Linked DNA regions of Mus musculus: region 1 is linked to region 2. Evidence: chromatin loops called from intact Hi-C (ENCODE). Cell type or tissue: left cerebral cortex. All regions are shown on one strand. Each heading gives the region's core, and the rest is flanking DNA. Links, peaks and the distances in the headings are about the cores only. Region 1 overlaps Enox1 (ecto-NOX disulfide-thiol exchanger 1). Region 2 overlaps Enox1 (ecto-NOX disulfide-thiol exchanger 1).

Region 1 (2,927 bases), core at 111-2,610, 210 kb before region 2:
AAGAAGTCCCTGGGAGCTCTAGTGGGAGGCAGCTGCGGTCTGCTGAAGACTGCTCTCTGGAAAAGTAGTAATTTTGTCTAGTACTTAGGTTGTGATTAACACACTTTGCTTTTGTTTTGCTAGCGTTGCACTCTTGATAGGAGACTTATAGTAATAATGTCCGTGCACATAATGGATATTGATTATTCCGCTTTCTTGTGATATGCAGATTTGCAAATGGTAATGAATTTCATCCCTCTAGAGGGAAGCATTAGTTAAAGTGCTTCTGAAATATGGTGAGACAAGACGGATGGGCACTGTGTGAAGTCTAGAGACTGTCCTGACATTGTGTAGTGCCATTCCAGAAATACGTACAAATTACTTTTATTTCCCTTCATTTCTAAGCCTGATTGCCGCCGGCATTCTCGAGCTTTAATTCCTTCAGACTGTTTTGATGTCATGTCTGAACACTTTAAGGATATTGTCATTCTTATCTTTGTAACCTTGTCAATGCAAAGCAAGTGGCAAGGGATGCAGGATAATGTTGACAACTTTATATTGAGCACACTGTGTGTTATTTTATTTGTAAGCTGGTGGAATGTGCAAAAGGAACATAGCATGGCTGTAACTACCCAGGGACCCATATCCAAACAAAGTGGAGAGTCACGTGAGGCTATTCCAGGGAGTGCAATTCAATTCTTTTTAAGATGAATAAATTTTAAAGATTCCTATGTGTAAATGGTAACACTAGTTGAAAGGTCTTTTAACACACTTATGGTCTGGTAGCACATATTAAGTTAAATGGCTTATTTAATATGTGAGATGGTTCAAAGGAGATGACAAAGCCTCCCAATCTTCTATTATATAAGTAGGAAGAAGAGCTTTGCTCTCTGGAAGGCTTCCTAATCAAGGAACAGGGTTTGACACATCTGACACCTCTGAAGTCGTTGCTGTTGCTGAGAAAATGATTCTGACTGTGTTTTTATTTCTCTAGTTCATGCTCTGGTTTTCCCACATGGATTTAGATGCTGGCTGCAGGCCTACGAAATGTATATGTGTGTAGACTGGAAAAGAATGTGTGCAATAGCACAAACATATATGGGTATGTGCAAAATATATATTTATGTCTGCACACAGTTATAAACTGGATGCATATGATTTAGGGTACCTGCAGCGTATTTATATTCATATATATATTCTTGTCGGCCTCGGAAATTTTGCTCATCTCTTCTTGTCCGAAAGGTGGCCCTGTTTTAAACTGTAAAAGCATTATCACCAGTAGAATTGGCCAATAGATCACAGAAACAGACAATAGTATTTTGTTGCCTGGCAACCACCTACTGTGAATGAAAAACAGAGCAGTGACAGCTGCATGCACATCCTGGTCCCCAGCCCATGGTCCCCAGCCCATGGTCCTCAGCCCAGGCATCGAAGCCCTCCACTTGACATACATCTGCAAGTTTCACTTCAGACAGGCAAACCTGTCTCTTTAAAAAAAAATGTTAGTAACACAATTTTGAATTTTTTGGTTGTAATAAGAACTGTGTGGTGATTGTTGAGGAAATGAAGCGCTCATTTCTATTGCCCCTTTTAAAGCCTGGTGTAAACAGAAAAACCAGAGTGGGAGGGAGGTTTCTAACCTTCACAGAAGCCATTAAGCATCCCGAGCACACACTGACTACCGTTAGGTGCTCTTAGGATGTTATAAAAGCTTGAGTTAGCTCTGTGATACCTAAGTAGAGGGCAGCCTTTTACTGCTAAAAGCCAAGTCGAGAGTGATGCTTTCCAGCTTAACTATTTAATTCCAAGCATTCCGGAGGCACGGGAGGGATACAGCAGCCTGGTGACAGCCCATAGGACCGCTTCCCTGGGATACCCTGGGATGGAATTCCTTGGTGACTGTCTCCTACTTTCTCCTCCACATTATTCTCTCTTCGTTCCCTTTTTCCCCCATTGGAACTTGTAGCTGGGATTGAATCAGGATACTTTGAAAGTACATAGTAATTACAAGTGAAGATCAATACGGACATACTAGGCTAGAGTGTGGACTGAGGTGTGCTGCACACAGTTTATTTTGCATTCGGCCCCATGAACCCACCTCCTTCCCGCCACCTGCAAGCTCTGTGCCTTGCTAGCTGTTTATAGTTTAGAACAATCTTTAATACTCTCTTATTCCGTGTGAGTGTCTTTGTGTGCGTACATGCATGTGCGTGTGCATGTGTGTGTGTGTGTGTGTGTGTGTGTAGGCTGCACCTTTGTGTGTACAGAGTCATTCTCTTGCACAGTGGTTGGATGTTGTTTCATTTACCTAAAAACTCTCTACTTCATTTTCTGAAGCAGGGTCTCTTGCTGGACTCAGGCTTGTTGATTAGGCTACCTAGGCTGGCCAGAGAGCCCAAGTCCCAGGGGTACACTTGTCTCTGCATCCCCAGTGTTAGGATTACAAGGACACACCATTTAAAAAGATTAAAAATTTTATATGTGTGTGTGTGTGTTTACAACAAATTCAGGTCTTTATGCTTGTTCAGCAAGTAAAGTACCGACTGTATTATCTCGACACTGGCATTTTTTGACAGTGGCGAGATTCAAGACTGTGTTGGTCAGTTTGTCTCTCTACAAGAGTTCAGATATTACAGGTAGCAGATGGATGACAGGAGCTTCCTTTCCTGCATCATAAGTGATCTAGGGTCTTTGGTGAAGGTGGAACCGATTGCAGTGTATCATATTCATGTCACAGTTCTAGCAAAGCCATCTTTCCAGGGGTTCTATGTGCTGGTGGAGGGCAAGTCTCTTCAGTTGTAATCTAGATTGTTACTGAACTCAAAAACTGATCGCGAACATACTATCGGTGCAAACTTAGTCCACTTAAGCATTTCTACTAACTTAGGAAATATATCGTACACGTGACGCGTTTTGAGGTTCTTCATGCGTGTAAAGAATCAGTATTC
Region 2 (2,927 bases), core at 97-2,596:
TATCTGTGATTATTATGCTGACGGACTACACTTATTTGAAACTCACGTGTGCTCCTAGGGTTTCTCTCTCCATAACTTTTTATTACCTGCAGCAGACCTACCACACTGCTGCCTTTTGTTCTCTGTCACCTGTACCTATCACCATCCTGTGGATGGGGATCGTGAGGCCGCAGAGGAAACATTTCCCAGTGAGAGAATCAGAGTGTGAACCTTGCAGCCTTCCTGTACGACCTGCTACCCATCACACATGCCCTGCCCTCGCGCACAGAGCACAGAGCGGGAGAGTTCCTTGCTCCCTGGGCTGGTTCCTTGGCCTCCTTTGCATGCTAATGGCAGATGTGATGAGGATCCTGCACTCTAGAGCACAGCCAGTAGGTGATAGCACTAGCACACTGAACCCTGAAATAAAAGGCCTGGCTAATCGTCTGTGGAGATAACAAGGGTAATCCTAAGGACTTGCTGGGCTCCTTTATAATAAAACAGGAATTGCTAGATCTGCCCTTGGGTCACACACTTGGAAGAGAAGTAAGGAAATAAATAAGAACAAGGTAGGGCTTGGTAACTTTTGAGTGACTTGAAGATAGACTGCAACAAGTGGGAATGGGGTCGGGGGTGGATGGGGTAGCACCGTACAGAGGGTGTTTCGATTCTATAAAACTCAAGAGACATTCACTACTGAGTTCTGTTGACCATGTTACATAAGACACACATAATATCTGGTCAGAGCACACCATGACTCTGACCGGGCTAGTATGTTTTATAGGAAGTGATGCATTGTTTAAAATTGCCTTTAAGAGGCCCAAGAAGTAGCTCAATGGGTAAGCAAGCATGAAGACCTGGGTTTCCATCCACATAAAAAAGCTGGATGTGGTCATGTTTCACTTGTACGCCCAGCATTGTAGAAGGCAGGAGCAGGAGTCTCTGCAGCTTGCTGGTCTCCACCAGCGTAGCTCCATTTACGGTAAGAAACCCTGTGTCACAGCAATGAAGCTGACAGTTGCAGAGCAGAATGTCAGAAACCTCCCTCTGGCTTGTTTTCATGGGTGTGCACCCACCTGCATGTGTGGCCACATGCACACATACATACACCACACACTTATATTGAACACAAACATGCATTCTAATAAAATGCCTCTCATTCTAGATAACCATCTCCACTCCCAACCAAACCAAAGCTTTAGTCAGGTGGAAATTAAGAAAAATAGTCTGTAGTACCTGAAACAGATGATGGCTAGATTTCTTTGAAAGTGGTCTTAGATGTATCAACTGACAAGATCTATCAGCCCAACAGGAGAAAATAAGAGTATTAATGCATAATTCAAAGGAAAATCTGACAAACATTGCCTTATCAATGATGTAACAGATATTGAAATTTAAAAGGCAGTCTATTCAATTGTCATCTAATGGCAGTCTAAACTGTTGGTGTAATCTCAGTGACTAAGAGCCTCCTCCTATTCTTGTGGAGAATCTTGGTGCCATTGTCAGGATCCAGATGGCTCACAACCACGTGTGACTTCCATTCTAACAGATGCAGCGCCCTCTTCTGGCCTCCAAAGACACTGTACCCACGTTATGGATACACATACATTCAGGGAAAATACTTGTACACATAAAATAAAATAAAAAATAAATCCTAAACCATTGATGCCCCCTAAAAAAAAATCTGCCACACTTTTCAAAGGAATGCATATTGGGAAACTATTTTTGAAGGCAGTTTAGTTGCATTTATCTTAACACTATAGTTGTAACTGCACTAAAGAATTTTGCATGTGTTTTGTAATAGTCAAGACTTGGAAGAAATCTCAAAGTGTACCAGTGGGGATACAGATGATAGCGTATCTCTTCAGCATGATGTGGTATAGTATTGTGTTAGTGAGACTTTCCCTGCTATGATACATTATTAAAAAATAATTTAAAAGGAAGAATGATTTATTTTGAGTAGATTTTGGATGTTTTGGTCCATGGTTGCGTGCACCATCCCTGTGGGGCCTGCGATAAGGCAGTTCATCATGAGTGGAGCATGGAACATGTGATGGAGAAAAAGACATCTCATGGCATTTGGGAGGCAGAGAGAAGAAAAAAGACCAGGGTCAAGATGTAGCTTTTCAGGGTAGGCCCCCAGGGACCTATTTCCTTCACCTCCACCCACTTCTTACTTTATACTACCCCTGATAATGCCATCATCTGAATGCTTGGTTCCAGTGGTCCATTGGTTAAATCACAGCCCTCGGCACGCAGACACTTCCCTGAAGTCCATCATCTGTGATCCAAGCCTTCAAGTCAAGAGTCTGTGGGAGACGTTTCATATTTAAACCCAACAGCCAAGCAAAGCAAGCTGGTCTGTGCCAGCCATAAAGAGCAATGGTGCAGGCCTCTTCTATGTAGTATACGCACATTTAAACGGAGTAACAGATGCTTCCACAGAGCTCAAACAGATACCAGCAGATAGGCACACTCCCAAGAATACATTTTTGTATGTTTGTATGCACATGACTGAACCTGCACGCTTGCATGTACGTGGCTGAACATAATATCCTTCATGTCGATTATTTGGAAGGTGGAGCTGGTGAGAATGAAGCTGGAATTTCTTGGCAGGTTTTAATTCTTTTTTTAATTAATTGAAATTTTCTGGTTCTGCCGTGTAGTACTCCTAAGAAAAGCCCTTGGGCATGCTTGACACTCTTGCTGTAGAAATTTTGTGTTTCTCAAAAGCTAGTTCACAATTATCCCGGTCCTATTCATAGGATGTTATGATTTATATTAGAGATCAAACTTCTGGATTAAAACCTGCATCCAACCTGCATTTTGCTAGGCTTGTCCACACAGGATGCTTCTCCCTCCCATGCTGCTCTGCTCGGGTAGGTAGGGTAGGTAGGGTAGGTAGGGTGGGTAGGGTAGGTAGGTGTGGCTCCTTTTCTATGGTTCTC

The links. Hi-C counts contacts between places; a loop is a spot of excess contacts. Peaks named below come from ENCODE experiments on the same cell type or tissue, not always from the same donor. Only the 100,000 strongest peaks of a DNase experiment are listed, where the experiment ranks them.
Region 1: it touches region 2 in a loop (2.8-fold over the local background); 3 of 42 quality-filtered maps call a loop at or near these places.

What each region holds. Positions count from the first base shown.
Region 1 is chr14:77,158,339-77,161,265 of GRCm38, forward strand. All of the region lies in intron 1 of Enox1 (ecto-NOX disulfide-thiol exchanger 1), which reads left to right. Among named protein-coding and RNA genes, the nearest start is that of Enox1, 3.0 kb to the left of the region's middle. In left cerebral cortex, for the core only: CTCF peaks have their summits at 1,232 and 1,451; DNase peaks (open chromatin) are centred at 321, 604, 968 and 1,209; H3K4me3 peaks cover 1,490 bases.
Region 2 is chr14:77,371,784-77,374,710 of GRCm38, forward strand. All of the region lies in intron 3 of Enox1 (ecto-NOX disulfide-thiol exchanger 1), which reads left to right. Among named protein-coding and RNA genes, the nearest start is that of Gm41217, 2.2 kb to the left of the region's middle. In left cerebral cortex, for the core only: a CTCF peak has its summit at 1,556 (motif pointing left); no DNase peak of the experiment used is centred there.